2 separate regions of the Mus musculus genome follow, and region 1 is linked to region 2. A link is a loop called in an ENCODE intact Hi-C map of the cell type or tissue named here. Cell type or tissue: heart. All regions are shown on one strand. Each heading gives the region's core, and the rest is flanking DNA. Links, peaks and the distances in the headings are about the cores only.

Region 1 (5,372 bases), core at 192-5,191, 93 kb before region 2:
ACTGCCCCCCAACCAAACCTCCACAGACAGACAGGGATGCTGGGCAAGAGACCATGAGGGAAAAGGTGGGTGGGTGGGTGGGTCCCTTACTCCAAGGACATCTGGGATAGGCTCCAAGATAAAGTTTCAAGAAAGGAATGTCCAGAGATCTGGAGACAGAAGCACTAAGCAATTATGGCCACCCATAAAATGAGATTCTCTGCTCCTCGGGCCAAAACTCTCGAATCCTAACCAAAGAAGACAAAACCTATTAAAGGCATACAAGGGCTAGGAAGGATGGGGTGGGTCACACCCAGCACTATAATGTCAGAAAACTGATTGTCATGAGTTTGGGATTATTAACCCGGGCTACATAGTGAGTTCCAGCTCAGCCTGGACTGCGTGCAGTATGAGACCATGACGACCACGCGTGTGCACATGTGTGCACGCACACAAGCAAGGGGGACTGGAGATGAAGTTAGGTGATAGAGCACTTGCCTAGGACCCTGAAATTTAACCCTTGGCACCTCAAAAAGTAATAATGAAATGTAAGGGGAGACTAACTACAACACTATGAGTTGGGGCTCCCCAAGGTTAGTAAGAAGAAAAAAGCACTCAATAGCCCACGGTCTGAATATGAGGGGCAAAATACCCTACTGTGGTTCTAGGAGACCCCACCCTACTGAACCAAAAGAATGAGGGCATGACAGCCACCTCTGGTCCCTAAGGGAAGGCCATGAATCCAGGGCAGCCACAGCTTTCATGGTCTGGTGAGCCCACCTCTAAGGTTTTCCCCAGTGGGAAGCCAGCCCCGGGGACAACGCCAGCTCCCAGAGGTGCACACTTCCCACCTGCCCTGGACATCCTCTGCCCTTTCACTCCTGGGAAAGGGAGTTACTGGAAGTCAGCTACTTCAAAGGATGCTTCAACCTGGGGTGCCCCAGCTGACAGTCAAGTCGAGACCTTTGAGTATGACTGTCACTTCCCCCAGAAAGAACACAAGTGAAAGAACGTTTCCTAATTGGCCCAAACTGCCAAGGCTTACTCTGGACTCCATCTTGCAACCTCTCCCAAGAACCACTGCCTCTGTCCCTGGAAAGGTAGCACCAGCTTCCCCCTCCCCCACCCACGCCCCACCCCCACTCATCCCCCCATCCCCCACCCCGGGGGGGGGGGGCCAGCTCGAATGTCTACCTTGGATAGAAAGCTGACAGAAAACTCCCAGAAGGAGAGCACCAATCTTCCCCAGTGGCTCCCTGAAACAAAGGCACCTCCCATAGCTTTCTAGTTGGTTCCTCCACCCCCCACCCCCCCCCCCGTGAGTCTGGTAGGACCTTCTCTGAAAGCTGTGGTCCCACAACCTCAAAAGAGGGGGGTAGGAGAGAAAAAAAGGAAGAAAAGAACGAAGAGGGTGTGGTTGTGCACATCTTTAACCCTAGCACCCAAGAGGCAGAAATATGTGGATCTCTGAGTTCCAGACCAACCTGGTCTACATAGCAGTTTTAGGCAAGCCAGGTATATAATAAAAAGAGGAAGCGGAGCTGGGGCCGCAGCTCAGTTGGTAAAGTCCTTGCCTATCATACACAAAGCCATGAGTTTGATTTCAACACCACATAAAGCAGGTTCCATGTGGGCTAAGGCAGGAGGATCAGACCAAGATTTCAAGGTCATCCTCTATGTATAGAGTTGGAGGCCAGCCTGAGCTATATGTCTCAAACAGGGAAAAGGTAAACAGAATTATTTACTGTGAATATTATTGTAGACTGCAATAGCCCCTCGCTCACAAAATTTTTCTAGCACAAAATGTCTGAAGCTCCAAGGTTGGGAAAACGGTGTGACGCCACCTCTAACCCAGTCCTTGGGACGTGCAGAGCCAGTGAGATAGGAGCACAATGAGGAGGCGTGCAGATGGAGCGGTACACAGAGAAAAGCCAGACTCCATGTTCAGGGCCTGAGAAGTGAAAGTTTCAAATTGCAAGAAAGTTGCAAGAAAAATGAAGCTGGAATGAGGGGGTAGCAGACAGGAGTGTAGAAGAAGGCTCCCGGAATACTCCAGTCTGGGTGAGACTAGAACTTGGGAAACTCTTTGGGTGTCTGCAAGGAGTCCACAGACCAACTGACAGGGTCGTAGCTGTCAGAAGAATGATGATAAAAACGAATTCAGGGCTCTGGTGGCACCGATGCCATTGCTCAAGCCAAGCTGGAAACCGGCTACATGCCTACACCACTGGGTAAAAGTGTTCCCAGCACCGTGAGTGAACACTGCACAGCCCTAATGTTCCCCAGAGGCAGGCAAGCCTGTGAGCTCAAGAACAATTTGTTCTTACCAAGGAGCAAAAGCCATCCATCCGGGTGTTCTTACAAAAATAACCTTAAGTGATCTTGGACAACTTAATCGTGACCTCAGTTCCGTGTCAATACAATAAAGAACACTCAAAACAAACGTGCTTATCTTGGGAAGTTATTTGAATATTCATGAGCTAACCTTGTCTGGAACCTGGAACAGGGCTCTGTTTGCAGCCAGAGCAGGTGCTCTCCATTAAATTACACAATAGCAATGAGCAAAAGCGAGTAGACACTGCACTTGCCCACTAGGATGCCAAGTGAAGCTAGTTGTAGCTGGTTACTATCTATGACTTCCAAGTGCTAAGACAAGAATAAGATAATCTTAGAGGAGTTCCAGAAAAGTCCCAATCAGAAAGCAGGCATGGTGGCCATGCCTTTCCTGCAGAGGCAGAGGAAAGTGCATCTCTGAGTTCAAAGCTACCCTGGTCTACAGGTGAGTGTCCAGCCCGCCAGGGATAATGAAAGGTGGAGGGTGGTAGGCAGATCTCTGTGATCTGGTCTACACTGTCTGGTCTACAACAGCGAGTTACTGAACAAACAGGCGGACTCTGTAGAGGGGCCTTGTCTCAAACCAAAAACAAAATATACCTAGCGTTTCTAAACCAGTTTCATCTTATAATTCTTCCTCAGCACAGAGACACTCCCAATATACTCTGCATCTCTTCTCAAACTTGAGGGGGATCAAACAGCTTTGCACACCTAAGCCAGATCAGGGAGTCTAAACTGGGAATCTAAATCCCTCGTGTGACACCTGGTTTTTTAAGTTACAGGCCTGATTCAATTCTGCCCCTATTGGTAACTTAGAGGAAGTACATCCAAGTGTCCTGGGGTTGGGAGTGTAAAGAAAAACGTAAAGGAACAAAAGGCTCACATCGTGGTGCCCAGTCAGTCACCATAAAATGGGATGGGCACAGTCACCTGCATCTTGTAGGAACAGGCCTCCCAAGAGGCTCTGGGTGGCGAATGAACCACAAGACAGAAGTTAGAACTCACTTTCAGATACTCTGGTTAATTCCCTTTCCATTCCCGGGAACAGACGATTCTACCGCACGTCCCTAGGGGTGTCTACCTGTCGTGCAACCACAGTCCCATCATCGGAGAGAAAGTTCATAAAAAGAATCCAGATGTCCAAGAGGAAAATTCACTCTCCCTAGGACTAGAGAGTCTTCCTCCACTTTGTGTTTTAGGAATTGTCAAGAGTTGGCTGAATCAATAGATAAGCCCAATGGAGCCTGCAAAATCATGCCAGCCTAAAGGCAAATGTCTAAACAAACCGAATTAAAGCGAAGGGCCACGTCCCAAGATATTAGAGAAAAACCAACCGATAAACTCAAATCAGGTACCTCTCTCAAATCTGAGGTTCATCTGCCAGGGCCCTGGATACATCAAAAGCAACCGACCAACCTCTCCCACGCAGTCAGGACCAAGAGAAGAGGGGGGAGGGGGCTGGAACGTGGTCAAGGCACTTTCCCTAAAATTTGTTCCTGTGAGACACTGTAATTTCAAATGTGTAACTGAGCTCTAACACAAACCTCTGGACAGCACCCACCCTCGGCCCCTGCCCCATACTAGACCATTCCCTCTCCTAAATCCTGGACTAGGGTAGGAACCAATCCCGTAATCCTGGGTATTTTAGAAACTCAATTCTCCTGGGAGTTAGAGCGCTCCGGGCCTGGCTCCGGTCCACCCCCACCTCTCTAGCCCGAAGAGGAGAGTGAGGCTCCAAGCAGGGCCGGAGGCGCTTTCTTATGTAAATGGCGCGCCGAGAGAACTGGAGTTTGCCGGGAAGGCAGAGTGAGGTGGGCTCAGGAAGGTCAGAGCGACTAAAGGTTCATTTTCAGAAACCAAGAAAACAAAACAAAAACAAAAAAGAAAAAAAAGAACTCTGGGGATCGTGGGGTGGGAAGATGAGTCCATTCCGTGTAACTTTTAGTTCCAAATCAGAACATACTATCCAAAATCCGCCCTCAACTCGGCGGCCAGACACGGGGACGAGGCGGGGCGGTCCCCAGGAAGGTCTGCTGTGAGGGGGCGCCCCTTTCGAGCCTCAGTTCCGGGCAGTTCAGTTCCGGGGAGGGGGCGCGGCAGGCTAGTCTTTCTGCGCCCTTTCCCGCTCCTTCCTGGGTGGCTCTCTCCCCCACCCCACCCCCGATCCACCCCCAAGGAGCGCCACGAGGAACCGAAGGCCTCTTCAACACATCCTTAAATTCAAGAGGGCCGGGCCCCAGCTGCTACACGCTTCCACCCCGCCTCCTCCCCTAAGCAGGATTCTTCCCCACGTGCTCCTGCCGGAACTCGGGGCTGCAGAAGGGGGCTCCTCCCACGTGGGCGCAGCAGTCTCAGACTACGTGCAGGGCGGCCGTCCCATCAAGAAATTAGGGGCTCTAAGGGTGGGGAGGGTGCGCGCAGGTCCCGGGTAGGTGGGACTATCGATGGTGAGCGGTCGGGCCACGAGGGTGCCTAGCAGACGTGGCTTCTCGCGCGCAGGACTTTCCCAGCTACCCAGACTGGTTCCACGTCTCCAGCCCCGAAGGAGGAGGAAGCAGGTCCTCTGCGTGCTCCAGATTCCGGGAGAGCACGCAACTTGGTCCGAAGCGAGCCAGAAGCTCCCGCCCGTGCCGACTTACCTTCTGCACTTGGTTTTGGTTGAGCTCCGTGAATAAGCAGGCGATCATATGCGAGGCGATCATCTTGTTGCGGCGAGTCGGGGCCAAATAGAGAAACCGAGGCTCGAGCGCTACCGATGGAGCAGGCAGCGCTGTCCGACCGCTTTGAAACCAGGCCCGGGTGTCCGGCTGGGATCGAAGACTCCAGGAGCCACACAAAGAAGCTTAACCACGATGGCTCACCAGCTGAGGGCCTCAAGTTTCCAGAAACAGGGTTTTTTTTTTTCTTTTTTTCAATTTTTTTAATCACAACTACTAGAAGGTACCCTAAGTCTCACTCCTGCCGACCGGTCTAGCTGCTTAGCGTCCCGTCGCTAACTTCACTCACTGGGTCACTAAGGCTCAACTTCGGAAAAAAATGACAGTTCTGTTCCAATCCGG
Region 2 (5,372 bases), core at 68-5,067:
CTTCAGATATAGACGTTGAGGGTTGTAGAAGTTTATTTATTTGTTACTGACAGAGAAAGATGAGTGGGGAGAGAAGTCGTCTTAAAGAGTGAGAAAGACTTTAAAATAATGCTGGAAACATCTTTATTTTAAATACTTATTTATTTTGATTATATATATATGTTCCTATGTGTTGGCATATGCATGGGTGTGGGAGCTTGTGAAGGTCAGAGGCACTGGCTCCCCTGCACCTGGGCTTACAGGCCACACAATGTGTGAGCGCTAGAAACCAAACTTGGATCTTCTGCAAGAACAGCAAGTGCTCTTAACCACCCAGCCATTTCTCCAGCCCCTGGAAAGACCTTTTAAAAAGCAAATGGATTATCAGTGGACTGAGAGGAAAGGCATGCCCAGTGAGCAGAGATCAGGTTACATCAAGGCCCAGAAACAGGAAATGAGCTGGAGAGCTCAGTGGGATTAGCCTGGGAGAATCAGAGGGAAGGAATTGGGCAGTGGTGTGTCATCCTGGACTTTGAAAAGCAGAATCACATGACCAGATCTGTTCGATGAGCTAATGATTTCATCGTGTCTTTTAAAATCAAAGCTTGCCATTAATTATGGCTCCAGTCCTGTCTTCATCCTGTCATCACCCCCATCAAGATCCCCATTTTATGCTGCGGTGTAATGTGGTTTTGCTACTTAAATCCTTAGCCGGGAACAGCATCTACCTACCTACCTACAGGTGCACACACAAGTATAGACGTCTGGGAGAGGCAGGCCAGAGGTGGGAGCAGCGGGGACCTCAGAAACAGGCAGAATAAGCAAACAGGTCACAGCAGCCAGGGGAGAGACAGAGGAGGGAGCAGCTGGTCCGAGTGTCACATGTCCCTAGAGGTTAAATTGGATGAGGACTAAAAAAAGACCCAGGGATTGAGTGACGAGAAGGTCACCATGTAGGTGTCAGCTAAAGGAGCGCAGGCAGAAAGGGCAGACTCATAGTCCAGCAGTCTGCAAAGGGAAAGGGCAAGTGTGGGGTGAGCCAAAGGGGGAGGCGTTCACGGCACTCTCTCTCTGGTGGGCAGGTGGGGGGATTGTTGTTTGTGTATGTACAGAGTCTCCTGTAGCCCAGGCTGGCCTTGATCTGATCCTACCCTCCCGTGTATGTGTTGTGGATCCTGTAGCAGCAGCTGACCTTTAACTCCTAATCTTCCTGCCTCCGCCTCCCAAATGCTGGTTCGCGTTGCAGTGTATTATTTGTAGGGGTGGGTGGGGGTGGAGGCAGGGCCTGTGAACGTAGGTGGAAAGAGACGCTTCTGTCCAGGGAAAGCATTCAGGGACCTACGAACCTGGATACGGGCTTTAGCCTCCGATATGAGGAGAAAGCAAGAGTCTACATGCTGGGGTTTCCCTGGGTATGGCTAAGAGATGGGAGTGCGCAACCACGAATCTGAGAAATGGGTTTAATATCCTTCCCTCTGCTCCAAATATTGGAAAGGCCACTGACCCAGCCACAGAATCCTGACCCTTTATCCCCCTTTGTGCATCGGTGAGGCCTTCTCTTCTCAGGGATTTGATTTTCCTGCCTGAGGAGCCTGGTGGGGTGAGGCACGCTGGTGGGTAGGATGGCAGAGGAGGGCAAGCCAGGGCTTGGTAATGCAGACTTCCACATGCTGACTCCAGCTTCTCATAAGAGCTGGGCTCCCTCCCATTAATGGAACAGTTCCTGTCCCACCTGTTTTCTGATCACACTGCCAGGCGCGTTCCAAAGATGAACTCAAAGGGAGCACATATCCCAGAGGAGGCTGGAAGGAAAAAAAAAAATGTAGCACATGGGTTGGGAGAGGCCGGTGGCAGCCACAAGCACATAGGTCATGTTGCCTGTCCTCACTGTTACACAATCACAAGGACTGCAGTGAGTCACAGCAGCAGCAGACAGAGCTCCCCAGAACCTCTGCCTGCCCCAGGAGCCCAACACAGCCCTCTGCTGCCATGGCCTGGCACAGGCGGGCTGCCTGCCTGTAAACTCAAAGCTAACCACTTCCTCTGGAAGGGAATCCCGGCCCCCCAAAATACTTCTCTGAGACAGCAGCAGTATCAACAGTCTGCACAGCAGCGTCCGCGTGAGAGATGTGGACTCTCAGCAGCTGTGTGTGGGTTTTGAATGTTCTTTAACAAGCTCATAAATGCATATACTGAATTTTGGTCATTTTGGTCATTTTTACCCCCATTTCTATCCTTCTCCTTCCCACTCAACCCTTCCTACCTTCTAATGACTTCCCCTCCTACTTAAAAAGCAATTATATTTAGTTATTACTTTGTACGTGTGTGTGTGTGTGTGTGTGTTTGTGTGTGTGTGTGAGAGAGAGAGAAAGAGAGAGAGAGAGAATGTCAAGGTCAGAGGATAATTTACAGGAGCCAGTTCTCTCCATTATATAGGTCCTGGGGATTAAAGTCAGTTTACCAGGTTTTCTGGAAATTGCCTTTATCCACTGAGCCATTTCAACACCCCTAGCTTACCTTGGAGAGGGGTGTGTGTGTGCCCCACTATGTTTAAATAAAGTTGTTTATGTGAGCATGAGAGGAAGAAGAAAATCCCAGCATTTCAAAACTGGGAGATTTAGGCAAGGCACATTGGCGAATACCTTTAATTCCAGCAGAGGCAGGTCAGGGGGATCTTCATTAGTTCAAGGCCAGCATGAACTACCCAGCAAGTTCATGGCTAGTCAGGGTTACATAGTGGGACTCTGTCTCAATAGGAAAAAAAAAATGTGCTTCAAAGATGAGAGAATCTTTAGAGTTCTTGAACAGATAGGAAGCTGGCAAGGTGGCTTATGCCTGTAATTCCAGCACTTGGTGGGGAGGCTGAGGCAGTAGAACTGCCTGGGGTCTTGGCTTACATAGTAAGTTTCAGGGCAGCCAGGGGAATAGCAGGAGAATTTTTCTTAAAAAAAAAAAAGCCCAAACCAAAGAGGCAAAATCAAAACCAGGTAGGAAACCTCAAGCCCAGCATCCAGTGAGCAACAACTGAAGGCCACACAGTGAAACAGAAACAGAGTTGGGCCAAGCTGTCTTATTTCAGGCCGGAAGCCACTGGCTCCCACTCCACTGGAACCTCACAGCCCTAGCAGAGACTGGAGAACCTGGAAGCAGAAGAAGCCCTGGCCTTGGAGTGAGCCAAGGGATAAAAAGAGCTAACATCTATAATCTAAGCTCTAGAGGTTCCCCAGGGATGACTGAGAAGGAGCAGTTCCTACCCACCTCCACCTCCACCTCCCAGAAATTCCACAGGAGGCATCGATGCAGCTGACAAACCCTGGCCCTTCATGTCCATGGGGGCAGTTCTTCTTAGGACCACATTCTTCCTTCCTGAGGAACCCCAAAGGGTTTTCTCACACTCTCCAAATTCCACTTAGAAGTCGCCTAGCTGAGCCAGGTGTGGTAGCTCTCGCTTTTAGTCCTGAACTAGGTGTAGTAGCTCTCAGGAGGCAGAGGCAGGTGGAATTCTCCTACCTGGAACATTTATAGGGATTGTATATGGGACCAGGTCAGATCCCAAGTCTGTCTGCTCAGATGTGCTTTTCTCATAGACACTCTGGCTCCGTGACACGGGACATGTTATCCAAGTTATCTGAGTCTCCATCACCTTGCACATATGATAAGATAAAAACTATAGGTTGTTGTGAAATCACTCAGATAATCTGTGAAAAGTGCTGAGCGCAGTTGGTGCTTGGTGTAAGATCCTTTCTGGGCCTCTGCCTGATGAGTGCTGACATTCCTGTATGAGAACACTGGAAGGGCCACATCCCATATGGTGCTGACTCTGGATGTAGTCAAAGGTAGAGGACTGCCGTGCTGGCCAGTCTTAGTGTCAACTTGACACAAGCTAGAGTCATCTGAAAGAGGCGACCCACAACTGAGGAAACGCTTCCATAAGAGCCTACTTTAAGGCATTTTCTTAATTACTGGTTGATGTGGGAGGGCCCAGGCCTTTGTGGTTGGTGCCATCCCTGGGCTGGTGGTCCTGGGTTCTACAAGAAAGCAGGCTGAGCAAGCAATGGGGAGCAAGTCAGTAAGCAGCATCCCTCCATGACCTCTGCATCAGCTCCTGCCTCCAGAGTCCTGTTCTGAGTTCCTTCAATAATGGTGTGATGTGAAAGTGTAAACCGAAAAAATTCTTTCTTCTCCAACTTGATTTTTGATCACGGGGTTTCGTCACAGCAATAGAAACCCTAACTAAGACAATTGCTGAAGGGGCAGATCAGATCCCCTCAAAAGTATCCTCCACAAAAGATTAAAAGTCCCTCTTGCTAGCCCAAAAGTCTGGGGGAGGGGTATATATGCATACACACATTTGCCTGCATGTCTAGGCCAGAGGCTAACCTTGGGTACCACTGCCACCATGCTTAACTTCATCTAAGAATTCATCTAAATGGATGATTGTAAGAAAAATATTTTATTCATGTATCTGTTCTCTTTGGACACGTCTAGTTTTTGAGACAAGGCTGATCTCACTATGTAGCCCAGGCTGTTCTCAGGTTCATGGCAATCTTCCTGCTTCAGCTTCCTGAGATATGAGCTACCAAACCTGACTTGTATTTGAATATGTTTAAAGCCTATATTCTAGGAAAGAAGGGCCAGTACGTATTAACAATAATAGAGGCAGTAGATGAACCCTGCAGGTAACAGGAAAGTTGGATCGAGGAGATGGCCTGAAAATAATGGATTAAATCTGCATATTAAGCAATGACACTCACATATCTTCACCCTGTTTGTTTCCAAAAGTGCTGGAAACCAGGTCCAGAGAAGTGAATCAAAGGAGGAGAAACAGCTACAGATCCTACAGCTACTAGCATCTGAAAACGCCTCAGTGCAAAAGTCCCACTGGTGTCCCAGTGTCCTCTAGCAGGTCTGTTGTTGTGATAAAAGATCCTGACCCAAAAAAAAAAAAAAAAGAATGTAGGGGAAGGGGGGTTATTCGGCTTACAATTCCAGGCCACAATGTTATAGCAGAGAAATCACAGCGGCAGTAGCTTGCAGTACCCTCCCATAGCCAAGAGTAGAGAGAAATAAATGTGTTCGTGCTTGCTTGCTTGCACTTAGCTAGATTTCTCCACTTTTACCCAGCCCAGAAAATGATGTCATCCATCACGGGCGGGCCTTCCCATAGCAGTTGATATAATCAAGACAATGCCCCCACAGGTAACCTGATCTGAACAATCCCTCATTGAGATTTTCATCCCAGCCGATTGATTCCAGGTTGTGCCAAGCTGACAATCACAGCTCAGTATCACCGTGTCCTTGTGTCCCTTTGCTGTTTCCCACGTCATGTTCCCAGGCAGTCAGCAATCTTCCTTCTGTCACTCTAGATTAGTTTGCATTTTTGAGAATTTTAT

What was found. A loop is a pair of places that touch in the nucleus more often than their neighbours do. Peaks named below come from ENCODE experiments on the same cell type or tissue, not always from the same donor. Only the 100,000 strongest peaks of a DNase experiment are listed, where the experiment ranks them.
Region 1: a loop joins it to region 2, with 5 times the contacts of the local background. A loop is called at or near these places in 4 of 42 quality-filtered maps.

Annotation. Positions count from the first base shown.
Region 1 is chr6:82,768,966-82,774,337 of GRCm38, forward strand. Hk2 (hexokinase 2) reads right to left here. Exons shown (of 18, transcript NM_013820.3): 1 at 4,953-5,372. The coding sequence starts at 5,015. Among named protein-coding and RNA genes, the nearest start is that of Hk2, 2.8 kb to the right of the region's middle. In heart, for the core only: a CTCF peak has its summit at 3,119; DNase peaks (open chromatin) are centred at 2,246, 3,986 and 4,636; H3K4me3 peaks cover 3,210 bases; H3K27ac peaks cover 4,780 bases.
Region 2 is chr6:82,861,762-82,867,133 of GRCm38, forward strand. No RefSeq gene overlaps it. Among named protein-coding and RNA genes, the nearest start is that of 2310069B03Rik, 17 kb to the right of the region's middle. In heart, for the core only: a CTCF peak has its summit at 1,973 (motif pointing left); DNase peaks (open chromatin) are centred at 870 and 1,880; H3K27ac peaks cover 2,036 bases.